Regions from separate parts of the Homo sapiens genome. Here all the other regions are linked to region 1. A link is a contact called in ENCODE Hi-C or POLR2A ChIA-PET data. All regions are on one chromosome and are shown on one strand. The core of a region is the stretch at or near the end of the contact, and the rest is flanking DNA. Distances in the headings are between cores, read along the strand shown. Region 1 overlaps ADAMTS17 (ADAM metallopeptidase with thrombospondin type 1 motif 17). Region 2 overlaps ADAMTS17 (ADAM metallopeptidase with thrombospondin type 1 motif 17). Region 3 overlaps ADAMTS17 (ADAM metallopeptidase with thrombospondin type 1 motif 17).

Evidence for each region. Hi-C counts contacts between places; a loop is a spot of excess contacts on that map. ChIA-PET counts read pairs that join two places held with the same protein, here RNA polymerase II (POLR2A). Pooled maps may share reads with other maps.
Region 2: a map of ascending aorta shows a loop between it and region 1 (2.5-fold over the local background). The contact joins two enhancer-like sites. A Hi-C loop is called at or near these places in 2 of 168 maps with a recorded cell type or tissue (PC-9 and ascending aorta) and 4 of 50 pooled maps. POLR2A ChIA-PET finds 5 or more read pairs at or near these places in 1 of 52 experiments (activated T-cell).
Region 3: a loop to region 1 is called in a map of ascending aorta, with 2.0 times the contacts of the local background. The contact joins two enhancer-like sites. A Hi-C loop is called at or near these places in 3 of 168 maps with a recorded cell type or tissue (ascending aorta, esophagus squamous epithelium and tibial artery) and 4 of 50 pooled maps.

The regions. Positions count from the first base shown.
Region 1 is chr15:100,239,176-100,244,050 of GRCh38, forward strand. The region is part of intron 7 of ADAMTS17 (ADAM metallopeptidase with thrombospondin type 1 motif 17); the gene reads right to left. Among named protein-coding and RNA genes, the nearest start is that of ADAMTS17, 100 kb to the right of the region's middle. RefSeq lists an enhancer at 1,923-3,122. Within about 2 kb of position 2,481, at least 6 of the 41 ENCODE cell types and tissues checked have a DNase peak (open chromatin) inside an H3K27ac peak, as active enhancers do; they include ascending aorta, where a contact is called at or near this core.
Region 2 is chr15:100,112,153-100,117,027 of GRCh38, forward strand. It overlaps ADAMTS17 (ADAM metallopeptidase with thrombospondin type 1 motif 17), which reads right to left. Exons shown (of 22, transcript NM_139057.4): 13 at 4,695-4,861. Among named protein-coding and RNA genes, the nearest start is that of ADAMTS17, 230 kb to the right of the region's middle. RefSeq lists an enhancer at 1-8. Within about 2 kb of position 2,124, at least 18 of the 41 ENCODE cell types and tissues checked have a DNase peak (open chromatin) inside an H3K27ac peak, as active enhancers do; they include ascending aorta, where a contact is called at or near this core.
Region 3 is chr15:100,305,590-100,310,464 of GRCh38, forward strand. All of the region lies in intron 3 of ADAMTS17 (ADAM metallopeptidase with thrombospondin type 1 motif 17), which reads right to left. Among named protein-coding and RNA genes, the nearest start is that of ADAMTS17, 34 kb to the right of the region's middle. RefSeq lists an enhancer at 4,029-4,528. Within about 2 kb of position 2,867, at least 8 of the 41 ENCODE cell types and tissues checked have a DNase peak (open chromatin) inside an H3K27ac peak, as active enhancers do; they include ascending aorta, where a contact is called at or near this core.

The DNA.
Region 1 (4,875 bases), core at 1,231-3,730:
GCCTTCGGGCAAGACATCTCCCTCTCTGCACCTCGGTTTTCCCACATGCAGAATGGAGAGAACAGCAGCAGCTCCCGCACACTGTTGTGCAGATTAAATGACCCAAGACCATGACGTTCTCAGCAGATGGTAGCTGTTCTCAGTCTCACTTTCATCACTCCTGCAAGCACGGGATGAGGAGCGGCGCTGGTTGTGGTCTTTCCTACCTGTCAATAATGACTGGTGCAGGGATACCGCAGTCGACCCTGCTGAAAGCAACGCTCTTCAGCTCTCCAAGGCTAAGGGAAAAGAAGGTGCAGATCTCGGCACCGCTCCCAGGCCTGTGAGATGCTGGACTGTGTGGATGCCCCTGAGCGGGGCAGCAGCAAGAAGAGGCTACCCTTTGTGGAAGCAATGAGAAGGGGGTCTCTCTCCAGCGTTGCAGGAGGAAGTGTTGGAGACGGGCTCTGGAGCCACAGAGGCTGCCTCCTGCCATGCTTTGACGTCTAATGAGCCACCAGGCTCCCCTAGCTGCCTGGTGCTACTGGAGCACAGTCCAGGGCACTTCAGAGAGAAGGGACATGGTGTGGCCAGGAGGAAGGTGGACATGGACACATGCCACTCCTATGCAGTTGATTTGACGAAGAAGTCAGGTGGGAATTCCATCAGGGCCTTACAACCCCTGGAGTGGAGGGATGGTGAGCCCTCTGGGGAAAGATGTGCGCCACGCCCCACCTTCAGGATCACCCTCCACCCTCAGCCAGTGAAGGAGGAGGTGGTCTCCAGGTGAAAACCTTTACCTGATGTCCTGCTACCAGATGTCTGTCTCTCCCCCAGTCACAGCAAAGCCAGAATGTGCCCAACCCCAACAATCCAGGCTGTGCGGCAGATCAGTGAGCCTGCTCCACGTGTACCGGGATCAGCATGGGGGGATCCAATCATCACTGTACTCATTCCTGTAACCAGCTGCTGCTCAGGAGGGGCCCTGGGCCCCACCTCAAGCCTAAGGCTAGCTCTGGGCCCTTAATGGAGACTGGGAAGCTGCTGGTCAGCACCCAGACTGCCACCAGAGACCAGAGCTGCAGGCACCTTTCCAATCCCCAGGCCTAAGTGACTCCTGTTCTCAAGGAGCAGCAATCTCTCTGCTGCTTCTTCCTCCTCAGCCCCAGATGCCTTCAGCAACGTCAGGAATGTGTTCCAAGACCATAGCAAAGGCTGGAGGGTAGCAACATATGCCACTGTGGCCGAAGGATTATTTTGAGCTGAAAGCAATGGAGAAGAAGCAGGTACAAGAAAGCTTTGTCCTCCCACTCTCTGCCAAAGAGCAAGACATGAATTTGTAAAGGTGCTCCCCCCTCACTCCTCTACCAGGAAGAACAGAAGTTAATCACTGGAGAGAACCCCAGACCCTCATCAGTCCAGAGGGCACCCGAGGAATCTACATGACAAACTCAAGTAATGAGCCTTCATCTTCCAGCAGTTCCCCCACAGCTGACCTTCCCACAATCTGCCACCCAGAACTCAGTCCTTTTCTTTCATCTTGTCACTTCTAAGAATGTATTATTCTTTGTCAAGACGCGGTATAAGGCCAAGTTCTAATCACCCCTCTGTGTTCCTCATTGCTGAGAGCTCCCAGCTTATACTCAACTTCTGTTTGTTTTTCTCTTGTTAATCTGGCTTTTCTTTTTTGAGACAGAGTCTCGCTCTGTTGCCCAAGCTGGAGTGCAGTGACAGGATCTCAGCTCACTGCAACCTCCGCCTCCCGGGTTCAAGCGATTCTCCTGCCTCAACCTCCTGAGTAGCTGGGATTACAGGTGCCCGCCACCAAGCCCACCTATTTTTTGTATTTTTAGTAGAGATGGTGTTTCACCATGTTGGTCAGGCTGGTCTCGAACTCCTGACCTTGTGATCCATCCACATTGGTCTCCCAAAGTGCTGGGATTACAGAAGTGAGCCCCTACACCTGGCCTATCTGGCTTTTTTTGGTGTTGCTGTCAGTCTTATTTTCAGGGTCCTGGCCAATGAATCTAATATGGGTGGAGTAAAAAGTTAAATTTTCTTCCCCTACAACTCCAAGACTACTTTTTAATTCTTCAGTAAAAATCACTCAAGATTCTGGCTCTACCCCTCATTCCACCACACCCTGGCAGGTCACCTGCCAAAGTTGTTCTGTAAGCCTGAACGTAGAGATAGGGCCACTGTCCTCTTAGTCCCCACAGGGATGGAAGTCTTCAACGCTTTGAGACCTCGAAGTATTTCAAGGGCAGGATCTTGTAGAAACACACACTAGCACTTCTGATTGTTGCGGTAATTTCTTTAGCAAACAAAGCCTCAAATCTCAGTGTCTCAACACACTTTACTTCTCACTCATGTAACATCCAATGTTTCAGGGGCCATGGCTGCCAGTTCTGTGGACAACCTCAGCCAGTCGGCCAACGGAGAAAGAGCCCCTAGGTGCCATTCATGGATGCTGGGCCAGGCCTAGAAATAGCTCGTATCACTTCCACCCCATTCCACCAGGCAGAGGGCAGTCACTTGGCCCTCAGCCCTTTCCTAACCTTGACTCAGCTCACCTAACCATGACTCAGCCTTTCCTAACCATGATTCAGTTCTTGTCTAACCATGACTCAGCCCTTTTCTATATGTCAATCAAGCTCCCTCTCAGCACAACAGCACTTGTCAGGAATTTCTAATCCAAGTCGTCTATGCTAGTAACTCCGAAGGTTGCTTAAACTGAAGTCCTAAATAGTAGCCAGGCCCAGATTCGGTCTCTGGTAGAGCAGCCCAAAAGATCGCCCTGACATAACCTTCCTTCCCGTTCCTGAAGCACTTACGCTGCATATCTGTAGAAATTGAGGTTAAAAACTCAGAGCCAACCTGAGATTTCACAAGGGAGGGTTTAAGGTTCTTCAAATTAACGAACTCACAAAGAGCACAGGAGCCTGGGGGACTGCCTGAAACACGCAAGCTACAAACAAACATTCTCCCTCAAATTGCAGTTCTGACTCCGGAGGGTCACTCGCATCCTGCCCTTGTGGTTAATTCCAAGTGCTGCAATGGCTTCGGCATGACTGACCTTGCTCTTTACACCGTGAGTCCAGCGGCCGAGCAGTCACTGGGAAAACGAACTCTTGGCTCAACTCTAAAGCGGTGATTTTAATGCCAGATGCAAATGAGGACTGTCCGTTGTCCAAAAACATCAGTGGTAACTTGAGTAAGTCTCAGTGCCCACATGGTCCAATCTGGCCCTGGAGTTTAAGCCAAAGATGCATAGCCTAGCAACCAAAAAAGAAACTTGCAAAGGCACCCTAATCTCTACTGGCATGTCCTTAAGAACATTTCAAAGGGCTCTAATTCACTCCCTGGTGACACTTCTTAACATGCCCCCTCCTCTCTCCATCCTCTCCCACACACTGCAGCCTCTCCCATCCTAGGCGGTACCTCTCCTCCCCGTCCTGCACACACCACCCTCAAACCCTGCACTATTTGTGTCTCATCACTCCTCCCTCACCTCCCAGGGGAGAAGGCAGGAGGAGCTCCTTTGCTGGGCATTGTCCTTCTCCCATCCTGATCATTTTTCTTGGACAAAATCTCAAAGAAGTGCTAGAAAATAAAATTCACAACACTGCTCCCTCTGTCATCTTACTTCTTTAAAAAAATTATGTAAAGTATACATAACATAAAATGTACCATTTTACCTATTTTAAGTGTACGGTTCCGTGGCATTAAGTACCTTCACACTGTTGTACAACCATCACCACCGTCCACCTACAGAACTTTTCATCTTCCTCAACTAAAAAACTCTGCCCATTAAACACAAATTCCCCATGACCGCGTTCCTCAGCTCCTGGCAACTGCCATCCTGCTTTCTGTCTCCATGAATCTGACCACTTTAGGTGCCTCAAGTGAGTGGCTTCATTCACTATTCATCCTTTTGTGACTGGCTTATTTCATTCGGCATAATGTCCTCAAGGTTCATCCATATTATAGCATGTGTCACTATCTCCTTCCTTTTGAAGGCTGAGTAATACTCCACTGTGTGGATAGACCACATTTTTGTTTATCCACTCACCCCTCTATCAACACCTGGGATGTTTCCATATCCTGGCTATTGTAAATAGTGCTGCTATGAAGATGGATGTACAAATATCTGAGTCCCTGCTTTCAATTCTTTTGGGAGTGTATCAAGAAGTAGAGTTCCTGAATCATATTTTTTAATTTTTTGAGAAACTACCATACTGTTTTCCATAGCAGATGCACCATTTTGCATTCTCACCAGCAGTGCACAAGGGTTCCCATCTCTCTACATCCTCGCCAACATTTGTTATTTCTGGTTTTGAAAGTGGTCATTCTGGCTGGGTGCCATGGCTCACGCCAGTAATCCTAATACTTTGGGAGGCCAAGGAGGGTGGATCACCTGAGGTCAGGAGTTCCAGACCAGTGTGGCCAACACGGTCAAACACTATCTCTACTAAAAATACAAAAATTAGCCAGGCGTAATGGCGCATGCCTGTAATCCCAGCTACGTGGGAGGCTGAGGCAGGAGAACTGCTGGAACCCGGGAGGCAGAGGTTGTAGTGAGCGGAGATCCTGCCACTGCACTCCAGCCTGGGTGACAGAGCAAGACTCCATCTTAAAAAAAAAAAAAAGAAAGAAAAGAAAAAGAAATGAAATGAAACAAAACAAAATGAAAGTGGTCATCCTAATGAGTGTGATTAGTCATCCGCTTTAACCCTCACAACAACCCTAGATACTATTATCCCCATTTTCCAGATGAGAAAACAGAGCAGGGGATATTAGGTAAGTGTATCAGTCTATTCTCACACTGCTAATAAAGACATACCAGAGTCTGGGTATAAAGGAAAAGAGGTTTAATGGACTCACAGTTCCACATGG
Region 2 (4,875 bases), core at 874-3,373, 130 kb before region 1:
CTTTAGGGTGAGCAGAGAAATGCGGACTCTGCAAAGCAGGAAGGCCAACCTCAGCTGGAGGGATGCTGGCCACGAGCCTTGCACGAAGGAACGCTCAGCTCCACCTGCATGCAGCTCTCACCTGCAGACACTGCCCTCCACAGCTTGGACAGCTGGGGACACTCAGGCTCCAGAACAGAGTCTAGAGGTGGGGCTTCCCTTCCCTGCTCAGCCAGAACTCTCCATTTGTCCGTCTCCCCTTTGAGGCCTCTGCTTGGAATTCAGGGCACCCACATCTCTAGCAAACTATATGGCATGATCTCCCAAAGGATAAGGTTTTTAAAATGTGAGGAGGAGGCTCAGAATCCCTCAAAATTCTCTATTTCCCTCCAGGTTGCCTTAGGTGGGAGATTAATCTCCAGGAACAAGACCCCAGTAAATAACATGAGGTGGTGGGATTCAGCTTTGCACCCAGCATCAACACTCTTACATCCCCAACAGCACAGAAGATCACATTTTCTTAAAAGTTATACAACCACACACTTGAAGGAAGGAAGCTTGGAACGTGCCACCTGCATGGCTGGTGTGTGCTGAGATGGAATTCTGACTGAAGCTGCAAAGCCTGGGGCCGGTCTGGCTTCTTGCTGGCCTGCCTGGCATCAGGACTTCTGCTTGGCTGGAGGTGGTCACAGGCAGGGCAGGGAAGATGGGCTCAGAAGCTTGGGAACCACGTGGTCACATGTGCCCGCTGGAGGTTTGGAACATTCCTCTGCAGTGAAGAAGACACTCGTGGCTCTCAGCAGTCTCTCTGCTCTCTCTCTAGGCCAGCAGTTAGAAGGTCTTAGTATGGTGGGGACATTGCTTTGAGTTCATCACAGCACTCATCCAAGTTCTCCCTGGTCCTCTGTGGGGGACACATGCTGACGAGGCTACTCAGACTCCTGTTCCCAAAGCTGCCCAACCCGGCCCCCTCATCAGTCCCCGGCGGACAGGCCTCTGCGGATTTTACCAGCAGTGAGCACCTGCCCATAGCTGGCCCATTCCTCGTCTCTTTCCTGGGAACTCGGTACTGAAATTCAGATGCAGAGAGGTCATGTCTGCTCGTGGTTGACGGATCCCAAAGAAGGCTACACTCCCTTATATGTAATTCAGAAATTCAAAAAGCTCTGAAAACTCTAAGTGTTCTCTTCCATTTGTGGCAAACACATTTGGCAGCAAAACCAGCCTGGACTGATGTGAGCTCTAGGTAGTGTCAGTATCCCCCTTAATGAGGTCACCTGGTGGACAGACCCACGTGACTGACTATGGGGTGCTCTCCTGGAGCCCACTAGCAATACAAATATTTGGTTGATGCACTGTCATTACCTTTTGAACACATAAAATGCTCTGAAGCTTGAACTGTATGTGGCCCAAAAGGATCTGGGTAAAGGATGTGGATTTACATAAGAGGTGCCGTGGGCTACCCTACCAGCTTCCACACGGACAAGTTCTGAGAAAGCCAGTCTGCAGTGGGTGCACGGGGTTGTGACTACCAAATGCAAGCTTCGGAGACCACAGAGCTAAGGTCCTGACATCTTCAGCTTTGCAACAGCTTCCCTCCTTTTCATTAAGCGGCCCCAGCTGGCTTGGCGGAGCTGTCGTCAGAGAGTCCTAACCATCACGCCCCTCATCCCCACGGAGGCTCAGACCTGGGGGGTTCTGCCGTGCCAGGCAGGAGGCGCTGGGAACGCACAGCCACGTCCAGACGCAGCCTTTGCCAAGCTCTCCGACACTTCAGTGGGCCCATGGCCTGCTGGCCTGGGCAAGGAGGACTGAACTCTTGAAGGTTTCCACTTCAATGAGATTCCATGAGAAAAGCAGAAATGGGGTGGGTTTGGCAGTGGGCCATCTCAATGGGTTTCTGTCTAAAGGCTTTTCCATTTAGAAATATTTTCTAAGGAGGATCTTTGTCTTCTTTTGGAGGTGGGATGGATTTGTGGTCCTGAATCCTCCCTTGGAAAATCTACCTCTGCAAGAATTCTTTCTTCTTTTTTTTTTTTTTTTTAAAAAAAGGAAGAGGAAAAAAAAGAACAAAAATACAGCTTCCCTTCTTTTGAACTGTGCGTCACTCGCCAAAGAATTCCGCAGCGATAGCACTGCTATGAATAGGGCAGTCATAATGGGCTTCAGAAGAGCCCGGAGCCCAACCACAGGAAACGTTCCTATCACGGCTCAGCTAGAACTGTGCCTCTTATAAATGGAGTTTTCAGAGGAACACTTATAATCCGTATTCCCCTCCTGCCTTCTAAATTGGCCATCTATTATTTTGTTTTTACCCTTGATGAAGTGCTCCTTTTAAAAATGCTGGCTTCTGTTGGTATTTGAGAGAAATGAAACTGCAGATGCAAGAAGTCAGGGCGATTCTACCCCAGAGCAGGACGTGTCGAGCTACCTGTGCAAAGCCCCGAGCGTGGGGTCTCTCCTTCAAACGCGAGATACTTACTGCCTGGTAGCTGTCCTCATCAAACAGGGCTGCTCTTTTCAGATCAAAGGCGGTGGCACTCTAGTGACAATAACTTAGGACTTAGGCAGAGAGAAACAGAAAGGAAGTGGGTGAAAGGTCACATTCCCAATCCAAGTGGCCCCCCAGAGAGCCACACCGCAAGGCTTCCTGGGTGGAGGATCTGGGCAGACTCAAGTCCCAACCACTGTGGTGATAAGGCAACGAAACAGTCCAGCCATCCAAAAGCGGTCAGAAGGAAAACAGAAGTTTAATCTGGACTTGGAGAAATCTGTGGAAACACAGACATTTCAGTGGGATTTCTGTGCTGAATAAATAAGACGGGAGCATTGAAAACTGAAGCAGGCAACCAAGGAAAGAACAACTTGGGGCACAAAGTTGAGTTGAAATTTGAAGAGCGTGAGTCTGTCCCAGACCTGACCTCTTCTTGCTCCTGCAAAGTGGGAGTGGGCAGTAAAGAGGTCTAAAAGTATCTTTATCTGGCATGCCGGGGAAAGCTGAAGGTTCGGATTCAAGGCTGCTTCTCATGAGAACCAAATGGCAGCTCTCTCGCTTCCAATTAGGGGTCTGCGTGTGCCTGACACAGCGGGAAGCCTCCTGCCACCTCCTGCATCCGACTCACAGCCAGGCGGAGGGAGGCAAAGGCCGGTGTGCAACTGCACGGCTCCAGCCGCACACGTTCCTTCTAGGAGGGCAGGTCTCCCCTCTCCCTCAACTGCAGGGAAAATTCAGGGTGCAAAGGCCGTGTTTCTCTTGAATTCTGCTGGCGAGCTGATGGCGCAGCTACATTACACGGTCCCCAAAGGTGGTGTTCTTTTTAAAAAAGGACAATGATGGGGCTCCCCAATACTTTCAAATGAGTCCTCATCTGAGTGGGCTGGTGTTATCTGCTACAATTTAGAGCATCACATGTTGCTCTACGAGTCAGCTCAAAGAGGATGGGTCAGGCTGTTAGACTAAAAGCTGCAGATCTGAGGCTGCTATTCCAGAGATGCCCGGGCCCACCTTCACACAGCTACGCACACCTGAACTTGCGACAGCAGAAGGCCAAATGCAGATTTCAAAGGCTCTTCCCATCACAGGGAAGAAACATAAGACCTGGCATCAGAACTTCATTCTTCTGCAAAACACTTTTGAGGCTGTCTAAAAATCAGGCCCAGTTTCCTGAGTTCTTCTTCAAGCTCCCTCACTCCACACCCATGAAGTCATGCGGTCTGTCTTCTTCAAGTGTTGGCAGCCAGGCAATAGCTGCTTATTTTCTGTGAGTCAACTGCTCTGGAAGTGAGGTCAGCTCCCGCCCTGGCCTCTTGTCAGCTGCAGGTGCTTAGAGGTGTCCTGTAACCTTATTCCCTCTCATCTTCTGCACAGCTTGTTTTGCGTATTAAATGAGACGATGTATGTAGAGCTAACTTGTGTCTTGTACATGACATACCGATAAACGGGTTCATATGTCATCATTATAGCACAAAGTCTTGTTTCCTAAAGAAGAACAGTTTTAGGTAAAAAAAAAAAAAAAAAAAAAAAAAACCCAACAACCCTGAAGCGGGTCCTGGGGTGTCCTCATCTATTAAGGACATTAATTAAGCAGACATTACAAATGTATACATGACACACCACCTAGAACTTCATCAGCTACTGGAAATGCTTGCAGTGGCCCGATGGGGCAGAGCCTCTTGATTCAGGAGAAAGCTCTTGGAAAGAAAATGGGACCTGTGCTTATTATCATCTTTCCTAAGTTGCAAACTATTCTCAAAATGTTCCCCAACATCCTAGCCAAGGATTAAGAGCCAATTCAAAATAAACCAAGAGAAGCAATACAGGGATCATCCACATTGGAAAGCCAGAGAGCAGCCGCACCAGCACACTGGGATGCCCCTGTAAAGCTCCTTGGTCTCCTCAGCTCGTCCTGGGTCCCTCCACACATGGCGCCAGGGGCAGGATGCCAGCACAGCCTCCTCGCTACAAATGGGGTTGCAGGATGCACCTGGCCTGCTGCCTGCTTCAACAGCTGCAGTTGGAACATCTCAGAGAGCTGGGTCATTCAAGGTCAACCCCACAACTTACAAAGTTGGGCCGCAGCTGAGCTGGGCAGAGGACTGGAGTGTCTTGCTGGGTTGGTTTGGGAAAGGGATGCCCCCCGGCTTCCCTAGGTGGTTTTTATATTCTTAGGGGAGGACAGGAGGCTGCCATGCAAGGACATGCCATATGCCTTTACCGTCAACCACCACGGCTGTCAGCAGGCCTTTCTTCTTGGGGCTCAGCCGGTCGTGTGCCTGGCACTGCTGGTCCCGGAAGCTGGGCAGACCCTTGGGGCAGGGCAGGTTCTCGCAGACCGCATGTTCTACACTGGCACCCGGGCAGTGTGTGCCTCCAGGCCCAGGGCTAGAAGGAAGAAG
Region 3 (4,875 bases), core at 1,617-4,116, 67 kb after region 1:
CTGCTGGGCCATGGTGGGGTCTTACACTTGCCCCAGAGACTGAGACTGTACATTCTGAGGACACTTAGATCTGGATCTACCGGATATGTTATCTTATCGTGAGGGTGGTTTTACTGATGCATTCACATGTCAAAACTCATCACATTAGGCCAGTCATGGTGGCTCACACCTGTAATCCCAGCACTTTGGGAAGCCAAGGCAGGAGGACTGCTTGGGCCCAGTTCAAGACCAGCCTAGGCAACATGGCAAGACACCATCTCTAAAAATATATATAAATTTAAACAAACTCATCACATTGTACATTTGAATATATTCAGTTTATTGCATGTTAATTTTATCTCCGTAAAGCTATAATCAATTAACTGACCAAGGACACTCAGAGTGACTACACCACAGCTCTGACACCAAAGCCTTCTCTAGGCCCAATGCCCACAGTTGATGCACACCAATGTCCAAAGCTGGGCTGAAGAGCCCCATACCCGGTATGCTGTCTCTGAACTATGGAATATGCTCTCTCCTCGAGCTGTCTCTGATCCCTCTGCACAGTAGCCCTTTGTCACTAGCGGTGTCACCTACCTACAGTTATAGAGGTGTGAAGAGGTTTTAAATAAGGCCCCCAAATTCTTTGACATTGAGCGGTGGGGTCTATCTCTCTGCCCTTGAACCTGGGTAGGTTTCTAACCGCTTCAGCCAACAGAGTACCTTCAGAGTGATGCTCTAGGATTTCTGAGGCTGATCCTCAAAGGCAGCACAGCTCCTGCTGGGCTTGCGGGAACTCTTGCATTGGGAGCCCTGGTGGCCATAGAAGAAGTATGTCTGCCACCAAGGTATGGACGCCAAGCTGCAGAGGCCACAGGTAGACGCTCCACGTTGTTGTCCTTGTCTTCAAGTCATCCACCTCCAGGCCAGACACATGAATGAGGCACCTCCAGATCACTCCAGCCTCCAGATTTCAAGTCCTCCCAGGTGAGGCCCAGACACTGTGGAACTGAGAAAAGCTATGTCCACCGTGCCTTGTCAAATCCCTGACCCACAGAATCTATGAACTTATTAAAATGGCAATTTCAAACGACTCAGCTTTGGGGTAGCTCATCGTGCAGCAACAGGGACTGAGACAGCAGTCAGCGCCATAACTTGTTCGTTTCTCCCATGCTCGAACTCGGTAGAAACCCTTATGCCCTGCTGTGCTTCCAAAGCCCAAAGCGGGGATGCAGCACCCCCTTGAAATACCTGAGCCAACCCAGACTTGGGCAACTGGGCATCCTGCAAGAACACAGGCCCAAAGAATTGCTCTTAGAAGGGCCTTTCACCTAAGCATAGCCCACAGCTTGAACATGACTTCCTTCCTCTGCTGACCCTGACAGAAAGGAGAACGAGGCTGAGAGAGGACCATGGCAGGGACTGAGGAGCACTTCATGAATGCCTGTGAGCAAACGCCATCCCAAAAGTCTGGGTTCAGGAGAAAAAGGCAAAGATTGACAAAATTATCTAGGCCACCTAAGAGGGCTTCTAGAGTTTTGCCCCATCCTGCAACAGAACACCTCTTTGCTTCTGAGGACCACACCAAACCAATGAAGCTGTCTATCACCAGCCCTACCCCAATGCTGTGTGATGACCACGTTATAGGACAGGAAAAAAGACTCTGCTTCTTGGACAGAGGGATGAGTCCAGGGCTGGGCACGTGACCCAAGCAGGGCCACTCAAATCCTTTCACAAAGTTTGGTGTGACGGGGTTCACAGGCACCAAGGACCACAAAAGCTGCAGCTGCCAGGGGCCCCCTGTGCTGCCATCAGGAAAGACCTGCCTGAGACTTAAGTAAACCCAGAGTGAAACAAAAGAAAGAGATGGCAAGAGCAAGCAAGGAAGCCCCAGCCACACTGCTGTAAACCCTGGGTCCAGCCATGACTAAAGCTCATATTACCTGATGGGCTTTTCACACGAGTCAATAAATTCCCTTTTATTTATTTTTCTGGCTTAGCTTGAGATGGAGAGAGGGCTAAGCAATGCAGACCTCCTGCCTCTGGTCCCTAAATGCCCCTTCATGTTTATCCAGCTGTAATGGGAACCATGCCGTTTTACTGTGATGAAAACAGCTGAGCATTTGAGGAGGAGAAAATGAGATAGCCGATGTCACGTGCCGCGTGCAGTGCCAGGTGTGGCTGGCGTCCTCCACAAGCTTCTGAAAGAGCACAACAGTGTGGGTTCCCACAGACCCCCTGCTGGGACCTGCCACCCACCACACAGCCCCAACACTGCCACACCTGGACGACAGTCTTGCTCATCTATAATGGTGCCCTGCAGAAAGAGTCCAATCATCACAAATCTGCCCTAGACAAGCAATTATGTTTTTTCTATGAAAAATACAAAATTCAACCTACGAGTACGTTCTAAGCAGCTGGTGCATATCCTGCCAAAAACGTCTCCACTTTACAGAATTTACTCCAGCTTCCTTTAAAACGGTAAGCTCATCTACTTCATTTAAAATTTGACCCACTTTACAGAAGTCTCACTTTTTAAAACAACTTTTCAATGACATCTATTACCAAAACATCATACCCCTGGAGCAAAACGGTCTCCGCTTTTTCTCCCACATACACAGACAACTCACACACACCCCACAAAAGGCTTGATCGTCCAGCCTTGTCAAAAAGTTATTATAAAACATTTTATTTTATCTGGCAGCCAGAAATTATGTTCAGTTGTCTGGAACACAGGCTGCTAGCGGCTGCTTGCCACAGACAACTGGAAGGAAAAAAGCAAAAGACGACAGTTGTAAATCTCAGAATCCCCAAAGATAAAGCAAGCAGGGAACACCATCGTTCACTCGCTGGTAGAATCCTCAGGCTTCCTGAGCAAAGTGCCCACGTCATTCACGCTGGAAGCAATTATAACAAGATTCTTGCTACAACTTGAACAGCTTCCTTTTTTTGCTATTGCTAAATGCTTTCCCTTTTTAGGTAGTTACTGATGTATCATAACTCCAAGTAACTACTCTTTAATATGGTTGAAACTGGAATGTCTTCAAGAAATCTGTACTGTCAGTGTTGGATTCATGAAAAAAGAAAAAAAAGTAATGGGAAAGGAAAACAGAATCCCGGGCTTAGCCATCCAAGTTTGCCCTGGCTTCTTCTGCCGGCTACTTTCTCCACGAGACAACCCAGTGTACATCACCAGGGGAGTCTGACTAAGCAGCAGGAAAGGCCACCCCAGGGGACACAGAGGGACACAACTCATGCACAACTGGGCATATCTTGGGGTTTCGTGCCCTGGTCAGATGAGGTGAGAAAGCCACACCAGATTCACAACCATCAATCCCTGTTCCTGTTTCTTCCCAAACTTCTGGGTCCCCAAATACAGCAAAATGGGCAGCTTGCTCAGGGAAAACTCTGATTTTCACAACTTAGATGTCCCAAAGAAAGCTACGTTCTCAACAACATGGTCCTCATTCTTACAGAGGCTGGACGCTGCATGCCCACAGAATGGCCATGTGGCCAGGGGCAATGGCTCAAGCCTGTGATCCCAGCACTTTGGGAGGCAGAGGTGGCAGGATTGAGCCCAGGAGTTCACGAAAATCCTGGGCAGCACAGTGAGACCTCATCTCCACAAAAAAATAATCAGCTGGGCGTGGTGGCACACACCTCTGAACCCAGGTACTCGGAGGCATGTGGGGGCGAGTGTGGGAGGATCGCTCGAGGAAGGTCGAGGCTGCAGTGAGCTGTGATTGTGCCACTGCACTCCAGACTGGGTGACAGGGCGACACCCTGTCTCAAAAACGCACAAAAAATGGAATGGCTATTCCCCACAGCTGTGATGGTGGTCGGCGCTGGGATGGAACCCACTGCAACCTCGGGGGTGCCCCCTGCCCAAGCCCCCTCAGTGAGGATGGATTTCGAGACAGGACTCAAGCTCTGGCCTGCCTCAGTCTGGTGCCTGTCTCACCACCCTGGCTGCCGCAGAGTCCTCTCTAATCCCAAACCCATTCCCATGGGCTTCTTGAGATTTCTGAAGCCTACAACGTGCCAGGCATGTGGACAACGTACAAAGGCACAGATGACACAAGCCATGCCCTTTCTCTGGAATCCACGTGAAGCCCAGCAGTTTCAATGCCTGGCTCATATCTTGCTTCCCCAGGGAGCATCCCCAAATCGCCATCATGACCTCTTTCCTCCTCTCCTCCAGAACTCTGGGCCCACCCCAACTGCCTGGGGGTCTGTGTGGCCAAGCCTGTTCTGGGCACTCTCTCTCCCTGCTGCCCCCGACCACAGTAGCCAACGCCTGTACACACGTGATGAAGCAAACACAGCAGAGACCCCAGGACCCTTGCAGGGGCAGCTTCAGGGAAAGGCGTCAGGGATAGGAAACAGGAAGATTTGAGGCAGATCACCTGCCGGCAAGGGACAATGTGCCCCGAGGGATGCACAGATGCTCTTGTCACTGCAACAGCCGAGCCGTCCTCGAGGCTGGGAAATGCATATTTATACTAAGGCAGGCAGCTTTTCAAACTCAGAGGCGAGCCAAGCAGGCCCGTGACAGAAATTCACGGATGTGCCGCTGAACACTCTGCACCAACAAGATGATTAACTGCCTCCCAGAAAGGAAACCAACAGGCCAAACACCATTCAGATGATACCCCCAGGGACAAAGCAGGCAGGAGACTCCGAACCTAAGCTGTGCCCGCTGTCGACCATCAGCCCCACACAGGGAGAGGAGGGGTAATAAAGCATCCCCCAAAAGCACAGTGAGAGAAGCAGCCACATCCCTGGCAGCAGTGGAAACAGTTTATCTTCTAGGAGTGTGTTGTATTTCTTTAAATATTGACACAAAGAATGGCTCATTCCCTTCGCAGGGGCCCAGCAGGCCAAGCACTGGCTTCC